Linked DNA regions of Homo sapiens: region 2 is linked to region 1. A link is a loop called in an ENCODE intact Hi-C map of the cell type or tissue named here. Cell type or tissue: gastrocnemius medialis. All regions are shown on one strand. Links, peaks and the distances in the headings refer to the core of each region. The heading gives the core; the rest is flanking DNA. Region 1 overlaps DCBLD1 (discoidin, CUB and LCCL domain containing 1). Region 2 has its middle 96 kb from the start of RFX6.

Evidence for each region. Peaks named below come from ENCODE experiments on the same cell type or tissue, not always from the same donor. Only the 100,000 strongest peaks of a DNase experiment are listed, where the experiment ranks them.
Region 2: it touches region 1 in a loop (5-fold over the local background); 4 of 110 quality-filtered maps call a loop at or near these places.

The regions. Positions count from the first base shown.
Region 1 is chr6:117,542,363-117,553,338 of GRCh38, reverse strand. DCBLD1 (discoidin, CUB and LCCL domain containing 1) reads right to left here. Exons shown (of 15, transcript NM_001366458.2): 12 at 10,128-10,215; 13 at 8,762-8,811; 14 at 7,742-7,861; 15 at 3,542-5,432. The coding sequence ends at 4,900. Among named protein-coding and RNA genes, the nearest start is that of GOPC, 55 kb to the left of the region's middle. RefSeq lists enhancers at 5,049-5,098, 5,109-5,168, 5,719-5,808. In gastrocnemius medialis, for the core only: no CTCF peak of the experiment used is centred there; a DNase peak (open chromatin) is centred at 5,408; H3K4me3 peaks cover 1,263 bases; H3K27ac peaks cover 3,924 bases.
Region 2 is chr6:116,967,654-116,978,629 of GRCh38, reverse strand. No RefSeq gene overlaps it. Among named protein-coding and RNA genes, the nearest start is that of RFX6, 96 kb to the right of the region's middle. In gastrocnemius medialis, for the core only: a CTCF peak has its summit at 6,470 (motif pointing left); DNase peaks (open chromatin) are centred at 2,829, 4,479 and 6,459; H3K27ac peaks cover 3,649 bases.

The DNA.
Region 1 (10,976 bases), core at 2,656-7,655:
AAAGGAATGAAGTGGATACAGGTTTTGTGAGAAGAGGAATCAGCAGGAAGTTAGTTCTGATTTTAACGACTTTTATTTTTAGGTGAAGGAAGTGGCAAGATCAGAGTAAGGGAGAGTGTGAAAAGTGGCACTGCTTTGGAATAATTGCTAAGGGGTACGGAAAAAGGGATCAAAGATAAATAAAAGCGTTGAGGAGTGATGGGCCCCCAGTAAACTGGAAACCGAGCTTTTGTAACAGCCACAGTGTGAATAGTTCTGCAATGTTCCCCTGCTGCTGTGATGAAGATGGAGAGATGGTATTCTCAAGGGGAATTATGTTGTTGGGGTCTCATGGTTCGGGGCTCCTGGAAAGAAAATGGAGTGAAAATGCTGAGACAAACCAGTTCGATGATGGATAGGGAAGGAAATGCAACCCAAAAGGATTAACAACTAGAGGAAAATGATGGGATCTAGGGGTTTGGTATCTAAATGAGATCAGTGACTAAGTAGGTGGAAAGCTGAAGAACTCAGGGGGTTTTGAGCTGATAGAGAATTGCTGGAGATTAGGTTTACAGTGCTGGGGTTCTTGCTGATGACAAGAATGTGGACATGTGTGGGAGTGGTTTAAATGGAAAGCAGGTTACTAGAGTGGAAGTCAAGAAACCATAAAAATGACCATGTTGGGCACTTCATTCTCTAGCATGATTACAAAGGAGGAATGAAGAAGACCTAGAATTAGGTGAATGTCCTCAATGAATGGAAAAAAGTGGCCTGGAAGATATTAGGTGTCACAGCAAAAAGAAAAAGGTGGTAGAGCTAGGTGAGAAAAAAAGGGAGAGCTTTGAATGGTGGTGAAAAAGTAAAAAAGGATGTGGAAGTAGTCTGTTGGGAGGAGGGTGTGTGCCACAGTTAAGTGCATTTGTTGGGAGGACAGGCAGCCTCCTCTTGAAAAATAAAAAGGACTCTAAGGCAAATGGTGTTGGATGACTTCAGATTGGGCAGAGAGAAAATGAGCTAATATTGATCGATCATCTAATGTATACAAAACACTATAATATAGTCTGCACAACAGCCCTTTTATAATAATTTCCATTCTGGGAATAAAGAAGTAGATTTAGAAAGCACCAGTAATATGCCTGTAATCACATAGTTACAAAGATTAAATCTCCAGTTAAACCCAAGTTCTGTATGGTTCTAAACCTGTGCTATTTTCTCTTTTTAAAAAACAACAACAACAACAAAAACATGGTCTTGCTCTGTTGCCCAGGCTGGAGTGCCGTGGCGTGATCTTGGCTTACTGCAACCTCCACCGTCTGGGCTCAAGTGATCCTCCCGCCTCCCCAGTAACTAGGACTACAGGCTTGCACCACTACAACTGGCTAATTTAATTTTTTTTTTGTAGAGAGGAGGTCTCACTACATTGCCCAGGTTGGCCCCAAACTTCTGGGCTCAAGCTATCAACCTGCCTCAGACTCTTAAAGTGCTGGGATGTGTGATACACCGTGCCTGGCCTGATATTTTAATAAATATGCTTTCTTGTACCTGTTGGGGAGGCATCATTCCAGCAAGACGGCGGACTAAATAAGAAGAAAACCTGTCTATTATGAATTCCTAGGAATGTCAGACCAAATAAATCAGAATTCTTCACAAGGCCTAGCTAATGTCTTAAGAAATAAAGGGAAGCCGGGCGCGGTGGCTCACGCCTGTAATCCCAGCACTTTGGGAGGCCGAGGATGGCGGATCACGAGGTCAGGAGATCCAGACGATCCTGGCTAACACGGTGAAACCCCGTCTCTACTAAAAATACAAAAAATTAGCTGGGCCTCGTGGTGGGCGCCTGTAGTCCTAGCTACTCGGGAGGCTGAGGCAGCAGAATGGCATGAACCTGGGAGGCGGAGTTTGCAGTGAGCTGAGACAGTGCCACTGCAGTCCAGCCTGGGTGACAGAGCCAGACTCTGTCTAAAAATAAATAAATAAATAAATAAATAAATAAATGGAAATACTCAGGTATCAGAATCAAAGATAGGATGAGAAGCTCTAATGAGCATCCAATAGGATTTCCAGGAGAAAATAAAGAAAACAACCAAAAAAAAGGGCTGATCATTTTCATAGTTGATAAATGCTAAGATTCAAGAGGCACAAGTCCTGAGCAATGTGAACAGAAACAAATTCATAGCTCAATACATAGTAGTAAAATTGCAGAATACCAAAGACAAAATAAAAACCTTTAAAGCCCCTAGGGGAATTTATCCCAGAACAAGGAGAGGCTGGGAGCAAGATCAGTGGGAGACAGGGGATCTGTAGTGGGATGTGAACACAGCAGTGTGGGTGGGTGTGCAATGTGGCATGGGGTGACTGCATGGGCTGTGTTTTGGGCAGGAAATACTTGCAGGTTGGGGTGTTTGTATTCACCCTAGCTTCTCATTGGAGGGATTCAACTGCTCTCAGATCTGGGGGAGAGACTAGGCATTCTCTTTCAACTCAAGAAAGTACAGGGTAAACACTGCTCTCAGAACCTCAATAACTATTTGGTACGTGCATGAATGCAAGATAAGCATTTTAGGAATAGTGAGGTCAACCCGGTGGCCACACTTGGACTGCTGTGACTGGTCAGAGTGGGGAAAGGTCTCATAGCTATTCATGGTATATACAGTTGTGCCTACAAATGTGATTTCATGTTAAGAATCCAAAGCAGTATAAAATAAACACAAAACAATCTCTCACATCCTTTCTATTTTCTAGGCTGACTGTAAACGTTAATGAACATTTAAATAACAATAATAAAACCCAGAGCAAAGCTTCAGGAGCCTGTGTAAGTGTAGTCTTGCTTGTCATAGCAAATGTGTTTCAACCGCAAATTTAAGAAGTGGCAGAATACAATCTTTGCCTCCCAGTAGGATTTGATAACATAAGTCAGACAATTAGAATTGTCTCATTCACGCCTTATCATATATGCTGATATTGCAAAACACCAAAAAAGAAAGATGTAAAATTTTTCTGCCCTTATCCTCTAGTTTAGGTTTAGCTGTGTAGGGTTTATCAGACCTTTCCACTCACCCAACCTGTTCTACAGAGTCTACCCTGAGGAAGTGATGATCCAAAAAAAAAAGTCCTGTTCTCCCACTGGTCATGATTAGATCACTAGTGCCGCAGAAGAACTGTGATAGATGAAGACAGCTCTATTGTAAAGAAGGGCTGTAGATCTAGGCCTATGCTTATGGTCTAATATTCCAATATTAAAATTCTGTAAACAGCCCACTGAAGGCTTACATTAGAAAAAAGGACCTACTATAGACAACACTTTGATAAATGTTCCAACTAATTTTTATCAGTAAGTTTTGGAGGAAGAAAGCACGACAACACCATTTTCAAACATGAGGAAACCGAGTCTCATCATTATAGAAGCAGCCAGACTTCTCTTCTGTGGTAGATTGGGGTCTGGCCTAATCTGGCACCAAGCTCTTTCTCTTTCCACTGTGGCACCTGCCTTTTTACAGAAGCTGAACCTTGAGTGCCTCTAACACCCCAGCGAGCAGGGCTGACTAGTGAGAGTCAGGGGCAGTTTGGTTTGGCATAGTTTATTACAATTAGTGTGCGCATAAAACCATGTAAACTCTACAAAGTAAACCATTTCCCCTCCACACTAACCAGCAGCTAGTCTGCCATGACCTTCCAGCACCCCCATTATTTTAACATATATACATTTCACAGGATGTAATAACCACACAAATAGGGTTATAATACATTCTTCAGGGAAAAAAATTTTTGGTCCATATTTTCTATTAAAAAAACACACACACTTCCCTCTTTGGCAAAAGAGGTTAAATCTCCCATAGTTAACTCACAAAAGAAACTCAAATAAAAACTACTGAGCATGAGGTACAGCTGATGTCTGGACTGTTCTGGAATTACAGACGCCTCCTTGAGGGGAAAATCATTTCTTATAAAATGAGATCAGTTTCCAACAGTTTCATGTCAGTAGAAAAGCTCGATTTAGACTTGGTCAGAATCACTTTTGCATGAACATGTTCCAAATAACTTTGTTTTTCAGAGGACAGCGGAAGTCACGAAAATGTGCTACTTCTGAAGAAAGTCATGAAAATTGTGGCGTCTGACCTCAGCAATATTTTTAATCTGAGGTACGAAAACATCTGACACAGCCATTCACACTGTAATTCCTGTGCCACCTTCATGGTCACCGGAGCTGGGCCGACCTCTTCGCATCCCCCTCTGAAGTGGAGACTAAGGAAACGGGCAGCTGCTGAGGTGTTGTTTCTTTGCTTGTTTTTAAATCTACAGTCATAATTGCTAAATAAACAACCACCCTGGTGTGCTTTTCATGCTTCAAGTAATTCATTTCTTCCAGGAGAAGAATGTTAAAAATGCTTTCAGTTCTAGTTATCAAAGGAGAGGAAATGACTCAATAACAACAAGACTAGGTTTAAGCAGACCTGCTGCTAACACAGTATCAGATAATATACTGAAAAAAATGAACATACTATTTATATACATTTTGCAACAGCTGCATTTTCCCACTTAACCTCTGTGCAGAACTAAAATCTGATAGAGCAAACTTAAGTTACTTTTATTATTGTTAAATACAACTCTGTACACATTACACCTTTAACACCAAAGCAGCTCAATATCAGTCAGAGGAATGAAAACGCCATCTGAAAATTTTCATTTTTCTAGCCCAACAAAACCCAACAGACGCACCCTAAGGGTCAGCACGAAACCAGCTGCACAATTTTGTAAACAGTATGACAGGTTGTCTCTAGGATCCTACTGGATCACACACACACATGCAAGTGTACACACACACCGATACACACGCACACTCTGGACCAGCAGGCTCCCTTCTTCCAGTGCCTTGTGACAGCCCGACGCTCAGTACCACAGCAGGCTTCTTTCACATTGTGTTCACAAAAGGGCAGTCATGGCCGTCTGGTTGAGGGGTGTGAGGCAGTCTCTGGGGGCAGAATAGCTGTCACTCGTCCCGGGATGCGTTGGGGGCTTCTGAGAGTCAGGGTGCCCGCTTTCGGTGGCGAGGGCGCTGACAGCTTTGGGCCGGTCGTAGCCCCTGTCCGCAGGCTGTGCGCTGTGTGGCCTTTGATAGTCTCCGTCCTGGGCGCCCACACCCGCTACGGGGGAGAAGCCGCCCGAGGAGAGGGAGTGTTTGTGGCCGGGCTGGGGCCCTGGGACGCGGTAGCCGCTCTGCGCAGAGAACGTGTGGGCGCGCAGCACGTGCCGCTCCACGATGGGCGTGGCGTACTCGGGCTCCGGGGGCGCCAGGGGCAGCGCGTACTCGTGGCGGCCGGCCCGCTGCGGGCAGTCATAGTGGCCGCCGGCATCGGTGCTCACCCCTGCCTCCTCGGCATCCGTGTCCATGGGCCGGAAGGTGGAGCCCTTCCTCGTGACTGTCCCGGTGCCAATCATGAGGGGCTGCTGGTAATCTGAAACCACAAGACAGATGGCAGCTAGCGGGCACCACACACGGGCCGGCCTGTCAGTGGCAGACGGGGATACTCTGCTTCAGGTCGTGGTGACTGACTTTCCCCCCGGGTGCCCTCAGGTGTCCCAGGCACTGCGGAAAACCCTGATGTGAAAGCCACAGAAGCCACCCGCAGGCAGTACACAACCGCACCGCCTGCTCAGGAAGCTTCGCAGGGTCTTCTCAGAGATGGGGGCGACGACGACGTCCTGGGGCATGGGGACATACTTCAGGGAGGAAGTGGCTCTGAAACTGGCTCTGGAGAAGCTATGGAGGTGGAAGTCACACAGTGTGGAAATGGAGAAAAAAACAGCCTCGAAAATAGAGTTGATATGGCCAGAGTATGAGGGACACAGAGTAGTTTGTTTAATAGGATATGAGGACCAAAGCAACAGGTCAGGGCCTAGTGGTGACAGTGAGGATGATGCCAGGAGCTCCCATTTATAGAGCTCCTACTCTTTGCCAGGCGCTATTCCAATAGCAAGATGTTAATAATCTTCAAAAAAATCCCGAGGTAGGAACTGTTACTCCATTTTACAAATGGGAAACCAAGGCAGAGAGAGACTAACTTTTCCTAGGTCACACAATGGGGCGATGGAGTAGGATTCGAACGCACATCCTGAGTATATGCTGTTAGCCACGCGTTAGAGCATGGAAAAGCATTGATTGTCTTGCTAGGAAGTCTGGTTTAATTCTATGGGAAACGAAAGACTGGCACTTTCAGAGGTAACTGTGGAGGTTGACCCAAGAGGAAAAGATCAAAAAGTGAGAGGTAAAAAAGCAAAGAGAAATGCACATAGAAGTCACAAACTAGGAAAGAGGAAAAGTGACCCTTTGGGACAGGAATCAGGAATTTGTTACCAATGAGAGGTGGGGTGTGAGGAAAGCCGGGAGGCAAGGACTCTTTGAGGCTGGGATGTGCAGTCGAGAAGCCATTAGACAAGGAATGCACAGAGCATCTGTGGTGAGGGTTAGGAACAATGGATTCGATTGTGGTTGCTGAGGAACGGGTGACATCTGCAGGTGGAGGTGTCCAGCAGGCTGCTGAGAATTATGGACTGGGGACTGAGAGGGAAGTCTGGGTGTGAGAAGCAGCATGGACAAACATGCAGGGAAGGGCACTGCTGGAAGTTGGGGAGGGTGTGGGACTGTTTAGGGGAGAGACTGTGGTGAGTGGGGGTGAGACAGAACCCGGGTCATTGCACATTTAAGGAGCCTGAGGATCATTCAGGGAGGAGGGAGGAGAGACTGAATTAGAAGCTGAAGGAGAATGAAAGGCATAAGACAACAGAAATTAGGTTCTCCCTTCATGTCACTTCCAAGGAACAAGAGGATGGATTTTGGTTGCAGAGGATGCTCTCCTTGTCCACAAAGTGACTCAACCAACCCTTAGGCTGACAACTCCCAGTCACTGATGTGCACAGGCGTCACCTGGGAGCTTCTAGTTCTATGGCCTCCCTTTCTAACAAGCCCCCAGGTGATGCCTATACTGCAGGTCCTCAGGCTGCACGTGAGGAGGGAGAAGCCAGAGCGCAGTGCTACTCAGAGCATGCCCCACAGAGTCCTATGTATCTGAGAGCTGTTTTTAGCAGTGCCATAGAGACAGGTGCAGAAATTGAGACTAAGTGTCAAGAAACTACTCTTAGTTACTCTTTATTACTCTTAATTTTATGTCTGTTGAATCTAATAATAAAAAATTAGAGCTTTGTATTTTGTATCTTTAAAATTTCCTTATTACTAGTATTTTATATTGCATTTTACAGTGTATTCATTCATGATGGAGTAGAAATTTTAAAAAAAGAAACAAAAAGCATTTCCCCATAGATGGTTTGGGAAGCTCGACTCTTGATGTGGCTTGTCAGGGACACTGAGGCCCTTCTCATACTGAGAGAGTTCCTTTATTTCCTATCTCACCTTCCTCAGGGCAGGAACTGTATTTAATTCCTCCTTTCAGCCCCTCTGTACCAGTGCCTTAATCAAAGCTTTGGTAACAAAAATAGATTCAGGGCTTCCAGATACAAGTAGTACATCAGGGCTATCACTATGGATGTCACTATATCCCCTGCAGGTGAAAAGACTGGCTGAATAGGGCTTTTAAGTAATATCTCAGTGTCAGTTTGTAATTCTGTGCAGAATGCAGAAAAAACACATTTCAGATTTACTGGACCCTATCTAAATAGAAAAGGATTTTGCCTTATTTCTCTCCTGTCTCCCTCCCCCACAAGCAGCACCTCCAATCTAATAGCACAGTCCTAGAAATATGACACTTACCTGCCATATCACTTGTGATGAGATCTAACTTTTGTGTCATCTCCTTCTCATTATCATAGCTGATGGTAAACTCAGCTGACTGATGTCTGGCAAAGGGATATTTAATCTGCTTCCAACAGTCTGGAATAAAGGTAACATAAACCAAATGAATATGTCAGAAATGTAATGCGCGTCCTCCAGAACATGTTCCTTGATGAGTCAGAGGTCAGGCTGCCTCCTGACAGCTGACAGTGATCAATGTCCTCCTCAGGTGTGTGTGCTAAGAACAGCATGCCAAGGTCATTAACCACAACAGCAAACACTACTCTAACCATGCTTTCCGCTGTGCCTTTAAAAGGTATTTTGCCCTCATCAGGTCCCAGATTCTCCCTTTGTGAGATCATCTGGGTATGGTCTCCGACAATCTGCACTGGCATGGCATCTGTGAGGCAGAGGAGACACTGCAGCTGGTGTTTAGACCCTGGGGAGGTGGAGTCTCAAATGGTCCCTGAGCTTTCTCAGGGGTCCTGCCCCACTGCCCTCTCTCTCTGGACCATGGCTAACTCATTGCTTGGGCACCTGTGTCTGGGAAAGTGAGAAAAAGACCAGACGGGGCTGGTGTGCAGGATTATCTGAAACCTGCACACCAGCCCTGCCTGGTCTTTTTCTCACTTTCTCAGGGTGGAAAGTACAGCACAGGCCTGCAGATGCTAACAACACGGGCCTACTTCAGTTCACTGATAAGGCTTTTGTCATACCTCCTTGATGGCAGACAGTGTCGTGGCCTAAACTCCAGTGGCCAAGAAAAAAGGATGTTGACAAATGATAGGGGATGACATTGAACAAAAGTAAAGTGGCCATTAAAATAAAGAGACAGAACACAATAAATTTCTTCCTTATAGATATGCTACTTTAAAGGCTACAGGGCTTATGTCTTTTAACCAAATAAATGTGGGCCACTGGCCTCCTTATGCTTTCAATCAGCAGATCCTGTCCCTTCCTCAAAGACAGATAAAATTGTAGATAGAGTTTTCAACCAACCTGTTTTCTGAGCCTCTGCTGATCCATACGGACTTCCTTTCTTCTTCTTCCTATCAAGACAAAAAGTCCTACTGAATATTTATAAGCCAATGTATCTGCCTCTCTCTCCCTATATAACATAAGGATCATAATAGTACTTACCTCATAGGGTTGATGTGAGAATTAAATGAGATGGCAGCTGCCATGTGCTTTAGAAAATCATACAAATATGTAGAATTATCTATAAATTTATCTCATTTATAAGAAAGGTCACAAGATTTCACTAGAAGAATATATACTAATCTTATTTTGCATATTAGAAATCAGTGCCTTATTAAGTTTATCACTAGCTCATGCAGTCATCCTGAAGCAATTCCTCATGACCACATGGTCTCACTTCATCTCTACTATACTCCAGTCCAAAACTGTGGGTGTCTTTAGAAGCATTTCATACAAGCACATTACACTAAGGCATGCTTTAACTTATGAATATCTACCTGAACCAGAGACTTTTGTACCTTCTCTCATGATGGCAGAAACTATTCTTCATTCTATTTGTACTAATATACACATTATAGATTCTGAAGTTGCTTAAAATATAAGAAGAGAAAACTTCAGAATACTTTCCATTTTTTGTTTAGATCCAACATCTAACATTTGTCAAAATAAACATGGATCTCAGGGTTCTGGAAGAGATTCAGAATTCATCTGGGTAAACTATATTTTATACATAAGGAAACAGGCTTGGGGAGGCTGAGTTACGGGGCAGCTTGGTGATACCCCAAGCAGCCTATTTAATATTCCTTTTACTCTTCAGGGAGGAGAAGCACAGATACTTCTAAAGCAATATATCAATTTCAGGATACTTCAACAATACTCAAAGGTTAAGTCTTTACCAAAGGTCTCTAAATGACAAGAACTGCTTATAAAGTAATACATGGTGGGGTGCGGTGGCTCATGCCTATAATCCCAGTGCTTTGGGAGGATCAAATGAGACCAGAAGTTTGAGACCAGCCTGGGTGAGAAAGCAAGATCCCATCTCTACAAAACATAAAAAAATTAGCTGGGCATGGTGGCACATGCTTGTAATCCTAACTACTCAGGAGGTTGAGGCAGGGGGTTTGCTTGAGCCCAGGAGTTTGAGCAATCTCACCACTGCACTCCAGCCTGGGAGACACAGGGAGACCCTGTCTATAAAAAAAGATTAATAAAGTAATACTCGATCATTTCTACTTTTATCTAACTTGTTTGTAAAATATAAGTTAACATTTTATTTTGAAAGAAGCCATGCTGCTTTTGTACATATGCATTTCTGAAGAATAAACTTTTTGGTTTTTTATTGTTCGCATAATTAGAGAAGAAATTTAAACATGTAAAGTCACCATACTTTCTAAAGGCTGCAAAGATCCCCATTCCAGCAAACACCAGGACAACAAGGAGCACCAATGGAATAGCCACCGTTGTAATGTTTATTCCTAAAGAAGACGGAAAGCCATCACGTTACAACATAAATGACCAACAACCACTTTTCATGATTTAAAACTGAACATGGAATTGAAAAGTCTTTAAGCATTTAATATAGGGGGAAAATGAATACATGTTAGGCATTTACTGATATTGGAAAGCAAAAAGAAAGGATTCAAAATCCTGGCTAAAGTTTGGGAAAGTAAAATTTCTCCCCCAGCCCCCCAGAGACAGTTTCCAATGTTCCTCAGGGACTAACAGGCACACTGGGCTTGTTGCTTGGCCCATATTAAACTCCAAAAATCTGAAATGAGGGGAGAGTTTAACCCCTCCCCCACCCCTCAGGTGAGAACTATTTAGACAGGTAAATGATTTAAGCACAGTGTGGAGCTCCTACTTTGGCTCAAGCAACACATTTCCCCAGATGGCAGGCGGGTTTGGACCTGTACCATAACAATAGTCTGGAAAACTGGGATCCTCGTTACAGAGCTCTGGGGCTGCGGACTGAGAGGAAGTGCAGCCTGATGACCTAAAACTGCATTTCCACTATGTTGCATGAAACACCACATCATGTTTTCCTGCAACTCTTTCTGCTCTAAAAAAAGGACACTTTGACAGCCACCAAGGCAGGCCCCAAGTTTGTAGAAAATACACAAAGTAAAGGAAAAATATTTGCTCTTCATCTTTCTCTTCTGTGATCCCTGGGAAGAAAATAAAGGGATGCTTAAGAGTGGAAAAATGCAATTCATGAAGAAGGGGAAAAGGGATTTAG
Region 2 (10,976 bases), core at 2,456-7,455, 570 kb after region 1:
CGAGGAGAATTGCGTCATTTTGGAGGCTGAGGATGCAGTGAGCCATGATTACGCTACTACAATCCAGCCTGGGCAACAAGGCAAGACCCTGTCTCTCTCCTTGTTTTGAGACAGGGTCTCCCTGTGTTACCTAGGGTGGTCTCGAACCCCTGGCCTCAAGCAATCTTCCTGCCTTAGCCTCCCAAAGTGCTGGGATTAAGACATGAGCCACTGTGCCCAGTTCTTGTCTCTTAAAGAAAAAAAAAAAACAAAAACCATGTAGTGAATTGGAATTTGCAATGTTCTATACTGCATTACTGAGTACATTCTCAAGGGGAATAAATTCACTTTGATTAGGTGTTAGTGAGAACTGTCAACCTGGCTTCTAAATCTACACATGATATAAGAGAAAAACAATTTCACGGAACTAGATTTTAGCTCTAAACAATTCAAAACTTGTTTCACCTCTGCCACACATTCTTTGGGTACTAGCACAGTAAGACACTTAACATTGTCTCTGGAAGTAGGTGGTTTTGTCTGAGAGTTCCTCTGCTCCTGGCCTTTTCTGTCACAACACTAGGTGAATTGTAACTGTGGGCATGAGTATCCCTCTAACTTAACTACACTTAAAAAATTACTGAAAATCGCTAAACCAAAACTAAATATAGCCTCAATGTAACTTCCTTGTAGGCAGATTCAAAAAAGGATCCCAGCTACTTCAATACTACGACTTGAAGGTATTCATGAGCCAGACAAATTAAGAGTGGAAAAAGACAGTAGTCTTATCGATTGTTGTTAAAATGTCTTTCTTTTCTATTAATTTTACAAGAACAGAAGACACATGTACTCATTAGCAAGTCACTACCACGATCCTAACGAGTGACTGTGCAAGCAAGGGTCCCTGAAGTTTAAGTTTTTGAAGCTGTGGCAAATTTACCTCTGGTCCTAACCCAAGGACTTTTGGAATAATAACTGCCATTCACACAAAAAAAGCCATTCCATTGCAATTCTTAGTGTTCTTTTCTTCAAACCATCACACAAAACTCTTTTCTCTTACTCCCTCACTTGTTCAACCATATTGATGGAGCACCTACTATATACAGTCATGAGCTGATTAGCAATGGGGATATGCATTTCTCAGAAGAAATGCATCATTAGGCAATTTCATCATTTTGCAAACATCATAGAATGCACTAATGCAAACCTAGATACTATAGCCTACTACACACCGAGGCTACATAGCATGTTGCTCCTAGGCTACAAATCTGTACAGCATGTTACTGTACCAAATACTGTAGACAAGTGTAACACAATGGGAAGTATTTGTGTACCTAAACATAACTAAACATAGAAAAGGTACGGTAAAATTATCTTACCTTAAAAGATGAAAAAGGAACACCTGTATAGGCCACTTTCCATGAATGAAGCTTGCAGGACTGGAAGTTGCTTTGAATGAGTCAGTGAGTGAGAGGTGAGTGAATGTGAAAGACATTATTGTACATCATTGTAGACTTTATAAACATTGTCTGCTTAGGCTACACTAGATTTAAAAAATAATAATAAATATGCCTTAGCTTACTGTGACTTTTACTTTATAAACTTTTCAATTTACCTTTTTGACTTTTTTGTAATAACATTTAGCTTAAAACACACATTTCCTTTCTTTATAACTTTATAAGTTTTTTATTAATTTTTTTTAACTTTCTAAACTTTTTTTGTTAAAACTAAGGCACACACACATACATTAGCCTAGGCCTACACAGGGTCAGGATAATCAATATTATTGTCTTCCACCTCCACATCCTGTCCCTCTGGAAGATCTTCAAGGACAAAAACATGCCTAGAGCTGTCATCTCCTGAGACAATTATGCCTTCTGGAATATCTCCTGAAGGACCTGCCTGAGGCTGTTTTACAATTAACTTTTTTTTTTAATAAATAGGGGTACACTGTAAAATAACTATTAAAAAGTCAGCACAGGAAGTTTATTTACACCAGCATCACCATAAACGTGTGAGTGATGCATTGTACTATGATATTACAATGGCTACAACATCACTAAGCAATAGCAATTTTTCAGCTTTTTTATCATGTTATGTGGTCCATAGTCCTTTGTTTATGTGGTCCATAGTTCACCAAAACATCACTATGCAGTATATGACTGTGCTAGGTTCTGTGTTCAACCCTGGAAACGTAATGATGTACAAGAAAGATATACATGGTGCTTCTCTCTCAGAGCTCACTGTCAGAGGCAGTTAACTACCCATTTGTAGGCTAGAACACCTCAGGTTTGCAATCAGCCGTAAGCCTTCCTAGGCTCTGTCCCACTGTGATGTAATTTTTTAGGCTACATTCAGCCTAAGCCTTAATTCGTGTCTTAATCCATTCAAACTGCTATAACAAAATGCCGTAAACTGGGTGGATTAGAAACAACAAACACTCCTCACAGTTCTGGATACTGGTAAGTCCAAGATAAAGGCACTGGCAGACTCCGTGTCTGGTGAGGACCCATTTCCTGATTCATAAATGGCAGTCTTTTCACTGTAACTTCACATGGCAGAAGGGACATGTGAAGTTATGGTAAAAAGTTACAGTGACCTCTCTGGGGGCTCTTTTACAAGGGAATTAATTTCATTCATGAGGGCTCTCTCTTTGTGACCTAATTACCTGATTAGGCCCCACTTCTTAATACCGTTACACTGGGGATTGGGCTTTAACATATTAGTTTGGGGGGAACACAAACAGATCATAAGTAGTCTCGATTACCACACCCTAGCCCAGTACACAGAACCAGTCATAGCTTCCTGTTGCATGGGGCTCTGAGATCAGATTGCTCATCCTCAGTTACAAGGCGCCTATTACACTCTCCTGAACTGGTCAGTGAGCTCATTTCACTGCTTGCTATCCCATTACCACTGTTCAGCTCATGAGAACTTCCCTCTGCTGTTTGCCCTTTCCACCCAGTTACTCCTCTTCTAGATCTTCCCTGCCTAGCCTGGCACTCTGCATGAGGACTGCTCTTCACACAATATGCAACCACTTCACTTACAGCTACCCATCACCTGAACAAAATCCCCCTGGATGAAGTGAGATAATGTATCTTCATCACCTACCACATCTGTTTGTTAAAAAGATGATAGATTCTACTTTCTATATAAGATAAATAATAATCATCTAGTCCTGAGCATGAACACAATACTATAAATTTGGTAATCCTTTACCAAAAAAATACATGGTTTTAGATTATTCTTTTAATGTGTTAGTCTCAGTTAAGAAATTATTACTTTAACTGGAATTTTGGAGGAACAAGACTTAGAAATGATAAAATTTGGTGGTAATCACACACAATAACAATTTTTATTGTTTGAGTCAGTGCTAGAGTTCATTCAGGTGGTATTTGGCTGGCTTTGTTAGTCTTGCTTCCCAAATTAGCTTTGCTTTCCGATCCAGATGTCAATATGTGAAATGGTCATCAGCCAAGTGCAGAAGGATACACAAGCTGGCTGCAAAACATGATGACCTATCCAGTGGAAAGATGAAACCTGACAGAGACCTGGGGACAGGCTCAGACTCTGCCTGGGAATGCTTAGGAATCTGGGGAAAAGCACATCGGAAACTTGAAAAGGGAAATGGCAAACTTCAAAAATGTACAAGCTGAAAGCTACAAAAAGCTCAACCCAACCGTCTTTGGAAAGGCAATCCCAGTCCTTGGGAATGTCATAGAGCAAATCTATTACCACATACATGAACTCTCAGTGCTAATATGGCTTGCCAATGAAAATTTGGCTCTCATGGACTGAAGCATAATCAATGATACACAAATCAACTATTCCGAGTGTATAAACGAGCTCTGTGAATTGATGAGACATGTGTAGCCCTGAGGATAAGAGGATAACAGGTGTATAGTCACTGTTTTCTCAGAGCTGGTCACATGAAAGGAGAAAGCAGTGATGCATACAGCTGTATTTATATCCTGCATTCAATCATGGAAAAAGCAGCATTCAATATCATTGTCTGCCCCCACTAAAAGGAGATCTGGATAGTTCTTTTGGGAATTTCACAAGTTATCTGGACACAGAATGTAGCCCTTACTTATTTCTCAGCTCTACAGAGTTTTAAAATGTATGTGTAGGGGAAGGGATATTTGGCATATCTGGGAACCTTCCTCACAATTTACTGCTAACCTAAAACTGCTTTAAGAAATAGTCTTTAATAATGATTTTTTCAAACCAACAAATATTATGCATTGCTTTTAAAATTCAATACCAATCAGTAAATGTGCTTTGAAATTTGTAAAGCCCAGGTAGTTAAGACACATACACTTTGTGAGTCTCTTAGAAATAGTGGCACCATCCCATCAGAGCAGGCACAATGTCTCCTTTAACAGATGGCTGGGAAAGAAGGCAGCCAAAAGACCATGTATGAACAACAAATGTGCTTCTAAGGGCGGCAGTCCAAGCAGCGAATGTTGAAATTGTTTTCCATCCTACGCTTGCAGGCCTGTGGCAAAGGGACTGGGGAATCAGTTGACTTGTGTGCGCTTAAGCAAAATGGCCAAATAGCTCCCATGACTATAGGAAAGGAGACCAGCAGATGTGGGGGCAGCAGAGTGTTCCAAGCATGGGATTAGGAATGCTCATTGTCCTTGCACCATTACGAGCAAGGCTCTTCTGCTATCTGTTAACACCATGTTTTATCTTGTTTTCATTCATACACGCTGAAGAATGAGCACAACACAGGCAGTTTGGCATCTTTAGAGATGAAAAGTATTTTCGCTAGAAAGATCAGGTACAAATCTATTTTACCTAAGAAGAGAAATATTATTTATAAGAGGGGAGGTGTCTTTGGTCTTTGCTGCCTTTCTCACTGTGCTTTAAACAAATTTCTACTACATAAATGTGGGTATAACTAGTTTATAATCTTATATATGTCTAGTTCAAGTCTTACAAGGATGCAGTGGAATATCTGCAGTGAAGAGAAGTCTTGCCCATCTATATAAGGACCTCTGGAGTAAAAAGCTGCAGTGTTTGTGAATTTTGAGGCTATGTTGTTGAATGATCATTTTTACATTAATGAGACTTTTTGGCATAGTGTGTGGATGGAACTTAAATTTTAATAGAAACATCATGTTATTAAAGCCCAAAGTCCATTGGTGAGGGTATGTGTGTATGTTTACGTGTGTGTATAAAGTTGGTTTCTATATCCAAATGACTATACATATATGAATATAAAAAAGTTACTATTTCTGGGTTTGCTGCATTGATTCTTTAAATAACTAGATTTTTACAGTACTCAGAACAACGAGACAGATAAGTTTCATTGTAAAATGAGGCCCTTGATAAATAGACTTCTGTTGTGGGACTTTTCAGTTCTTAGAAGAGTTCTTACTTTTTAAACGTATGTATTGACAACAAGTGAAAGTAGACGGAAGAAAGATTTGATCCATATGGTGCCATAAAATCCATGTTTAAGTAAACCTAATGCTACTTCTCAAACAGCACTCCACCAAGTTGACACCCATACTCTCTCCACCCTGAAAAGGTTTAGGGAATAATCACTTTTTCAACCTAATCTTTATTAGATCAACTACATTCTCTGCCATCTTATGATAGGAACCCCACTCATATATAATGCAGACTGGAGGTAAAGCCTTTAAAAATATATAATGTCCTTTCATAAGTTTTCAGGAAGTGAGAATCTTTGTATAAAATCAGGCTGGGTTATTGACTCAAGAATTCTCCCATCTGCCGAATCTAATCAGTACAGCAAACATCTTCAAATTATTCTCAGACACTGACACAGGCTTATGAAATACATTCCTTTCTATTATTTCCTGATCTTGTCCAACTTTGTACACTTTGAACCTCTAGGATTGGAAATCAATCATGCTGACAACTCATGTTATTTTTTAAAAAATTAATACTATTTGCCAAATCTTGAAATATTTCTCCCAATTTTCATCAAAAATGAAATGTTATTTATTATGGTAATGTTTTTGGAGTTGTTCGTCTGTAGTTTCAAATAATGTTGGCTTAAAATAATGTAGTTAAATATTTTGTATTTCAAAATAGCTATAAGAGATGAATTCAAATATTCTAACCACACAAAAATGATAAATATATGAGTATGCTGAAAACCCTGATTTGACCATTACACAATATATACATGTATCAAAACATCATACTGTACTCCATAAATATGTGCAATGATATGTATCAGTTAAAATAAATACTGAAATAAATTTTAATGTAGTTTGAAATGACCTGAATTTGTTGAAATTGCTGTTATAATCAGAACTACTTTAAAAGTTTAAATTTTTATTACTTTAAAATTAATAGAATTATAAAGTACAATTAAAGCTTAGATAATTCTGGAACCCAAGTACAGTTTTATAAAAGTAGGATATTTAATTTAAAATGCAAAAAAATGTCTATCAAACTAGTGCAATGAGACATGGATGACAGGTCAGATTTTTGAATTTTTGGGGCAGTGCTGCCCTCTAATGACAGTATTGAAGAACTTGCTTTATTTGGTCATTACTTAACAGAAAGTTTAGCCTCACATTTTCATTTCTGGTTACACATTAGAATCACCTGGGGACCTTTTAGAACAGTCTCCATTCCCATCCCCCAGAAACTCTGATGTATTCATCTACGTCCTGGGCATTAGTAGTTCTTATGCTTTCCTGGAAATTCAAATATGCATCATTTTAAGAAATGCTAGTTTAGGCAGAGAAACAAAGTATTAACAATACCAAAAAAATTGTATCCCAGTCCCCAGAGTATCTAGCACACCAGTGATCACCGGTCTCTTTCTGTTCTGCAATACCATTTTCAGGGACCTGGCTTCTGACCCCCCAAACTCCCTGATTAGCCATTGGCCAAGTTATTACATAGGCACAACTAGGTATAAACATACCGACATAAAGAAACACAGTATTATACATTCACAACTGCAGAAAAAAAAACAAAAAACTTTTCCTTCCAATTCCCCTGCATCTCAACTTCTTGCCAACTTCCAAACAAAAAAAAATAGCTTCATTCATTATTATAATTCAGAAGGCTTTAAAACTGATGACAATGCTGTTGGGAAGAAAGGGGAACAAAAATGGGAGGATGGCATTAAAAACAGGAGTGGGAGGTCTTTTTTATCTTGTGTATGTTTCCTGTCCTCCCCATTGCAATATAATTTTAATAATAAAGGAATTTTTGTCTGTTTCAGGACAATGCCTGGCACATAGTTAGCACTCACAGGCATTGTTTAATGGATGAACAAATAAATGAATGAATGCATGAATGAGTAGGTTTATGTTTGAGACTGGGTGAGAGAGAGAAAAAATAGAAATAAATATTTAAGGCTTTGGGAGAAGGAACAGGTAACTTCCCACTGAAGGAAAAAAGATACCTATCCAAATGAAAGGTTGAAAATACATATCACTGTAAAAAAGGGAAAAAAATGGAATAAGAATAATGGAAAAGCAAATTTATAATTAATTGGTAGAAACCTGTGAATTGTGTCAAAACCCAACTATTCCAAAACTGACCTTAAAGGTCATTTAAAGACACATGATTAGAAACAAAATTAATTAGTCACTTTTGGAGGGTTTTAGGGAACCACCTCATTATTTTGATAATTAGTAAATAGAAGGTAAAAATTAGTAACTTGTCTTTCCTACACAAACTATATCACTGGGTAACCAAACATAAGTATTTTTCTGTAGAATAGTCCAGTTATTAAGTACATAAGAAATTATTGAATTAGCATATCATTACTATCATTATCTTCCAACCCACAATGAATGAATTAATTGTTTAGGCATTGAGCATCAACAGCTGCTAACAGGACAAAGGAGTAATCATCAGACTCTTGATACCTCTTGATAGACGAACACACCACTACCTATAAAGTAATCTTGCTTAAAAAATTCAACCTATTTGGCAAGCCTCTAGGCTCAAATACCAATATACAGAGGACAAAAAAAAACTTATTAAAATATACAGAGGTGCAATCAGTAAAATCCAGAAGAAGGAAATTCTATGGGACAAACAATCTGGCTTCCTCAAAAATAATTGCAAAGAAAAGAGAGTTGGAGAAGAAATGTGTAGATTAAAATGTCTTAAAATACATATCAATGAGGCACAATTTGTGAACCTTACTTTGAAATTAATTCAAACAAATTATGAAAAATCAATGATTCATAGGGCATTAGAATTTGAACACTTACTGGATATTCTATATTAAGAAATGTTAATTTTAAGTCTAGTAATAATATTATAGTTATGTTCATTCTATATAGTGAACTATATATAATAGATATTATATATTAATTAATATAATATATTAATATAAAATATATATTATATATTAATATAAATATATAAATATATAATAACAGTATATATAAATATATATTAATCTGTATATAATTAATGAATAATAGTCTAGTATGTTTTAGAATACATACTAGAACATTTATTAATGAAATAATATGTGTGATATATACTTGAAAATAATGCTACAGGAGAAAGTTAGACACTGAGGATTGGACCTGTGTCAATAACTGTTGAAGCTGGGTGGATGAGTGTGTGGAGGGTGGTACTATCTTTTTCACTTTTGTATAGGTTTGAAATTATCCACAATAAAATTTTTAAAATGATCCCATGATAAAAGCTTCCTGATTAAGATGGAAAGAGGAATTAAGGAGGGATGTTTATGACAAACTATTTTAGAAATAAAGAATAAAAATGCTTTTAATAGATTTTACCTGCCCGTGGTGAGCTGTTCAATCATTCTTACTGTTTTTCTCTGAAAGTTTTTAAAATAATGCAATACTTGCCATTGAAGCCAGCATGCCGAGAGCATTTCCATTTGCAATGAGAAAGAAGGAAGCACTCACTGTCCTTGCTGTGAGATTTACAGAAAGAGAAAGGGGAGGAGAAGTTGCGCAAGTCTTGCTGCTGTAGTACATGCAGAATACTTATTCATTATTTCTAGGAATACTTACATATCAATGCTATCAAGGTGTCTACAGCTGGGACCTTTTGCTTTTATTTTTCTTTCCTATGGAAAATAAGTTATGCTGGATTTTCTTTTTTATCTAGCAATATAAACAGTCAGAAATATAAGAGTTGGCCTTGTTCTCCCCATTCCATCAAAATGGCATTGCGTACTTCAGTGCAAGTGCTTAATTCATAGAGAGCAGGTTAAATGAATGATTTGCAGTTTATGAATCTGGGAATCTACTCTTGTAGATCCAGCAGGGGGAGTAGTGAGCGTAGATTTGGCTTCTCAAAAGAGGATGAGGCTATTTGAACCAGACAGATTGTAGATATACTGTTCTCTTATTAACCTGTTTCTTACTTCACCTCTATTTTATAGACTCTGACTCCTGATTGATAAGTGAGTATCTATAGCAGACCTGTTTCGTTCTTACCCCACTGTAATACAAAGATTATTCTGATAATATGCAGCCAGGGGGCATGAATCCAAGATTCTCCTTTTTGTGGTCTAAATTTCTCTTCGGAGCTAGAAAATTCCTTTGAATTTTCTCCCCTTATTTAATTCTCCCATAGCTTTTCCCACTTCTCCATTTCTGTTTCCTCAAAGCCTGACCAACAGTGAGGTAGAAACCATTCTACTTTCGATTAAGGACAGAGATTCAGACGGGAAAATAGTCTCTGCTGTTTCCAACCCATGTCCCTTTACATACCCCCATGATAAATTTGGGACTACAAATCTCTCCCAGAGAGGCCCCAGACAAGTAAACCAGTTGCACCTTCCCATACATTCAGGCATCAAAGCACAAGGGATGCCTTTTGCTCAGAACTGAGGGGCAATTAGCTGCATTGGACAGGGAGAAGCACTAGGCACCTTTTCTACTTGCTGCCTTTGAAAATGAACCAAGCCACAACAAGAAAGGCTTAAAGGGACCCTAGTAACAGCTGATCCACTTTGGCCTAGCTAGTAACACTCTAAGAACACAGCAGCCCAGCTGTTTTCAAATCCTCATTCTATAAAAAGCAAGGGAGTCAAGCTTAGCTGCCTCAGTGACAGTGAGTGAGGGTCAGCTCTTCTGTAACATCAGCTGCCTCCTCAACTGATCCTTCTTCCTGCAGGACACAAGGAGAAGAAAACTCAAAACGATGTACCTCCATTAACATAATTGTTATTGTTTAGCACAAAGTAAACTTGTCCTCACAGTCTCTCTTGTAGAAAGAATTCTTGCATCAGAAGATCTGTACCCTACATTAGTGCTTCTTACACTTTGGTTTACATAGGACTCACTTGGAGATCTTGTTGAACTGTGGTTATGGAGGACGGCCAGAGATTCCAAAAGGGCTCAACCTGGCTTTTCAAAGTGTGGTCCATGGATTAGCCCCATCAGCATCACCTAGGAGCTTGCTAGAAATATCAAAGTGAAATAGTGCTACCATTTTTCCCCTTTATGTTCAAAGATCCCTGATGCTGAGGCAATCATAATCATAATAGTAAAATAATAATAAAAATAATAGAAAAATAGTAATAGTAAAATAATAATGATAATAATAAAATACCGTTGATGAGTGCTTACTGCATTAGTCATATGCAATACATATGACTATGTAAATAGTCAGCAACTATTTATATAATAACTCTAATGCAATTATCATAGTCCTCAATTTGTGCATAAAAAAACTAAAGCTCAAAGAAGATAATTTATCCAAAATCACATAGATGGGAAATGTTCCATCCAAATCTATTCAGCTGCAAAGCCTGGACTCTCTCTTTGCCACTCCATGCTACCATAACTGAGATCTTTCATCCTACCACTAACCCACCACAACATTCCCTGACTGCTTCCCCAGACTCACCCATTGCTTGCTCTTCCCACTGATTTTTTTTTCATTGCTCTTGCTTAGTTTGCAACATCTGCATATGATTTTCTGCAATACAGGTGGTTAAGAGTGGTCATTCATTCTTAGGGCAGTTTCTCTGTACTTGGTTCAGTTGGGAGAGATCA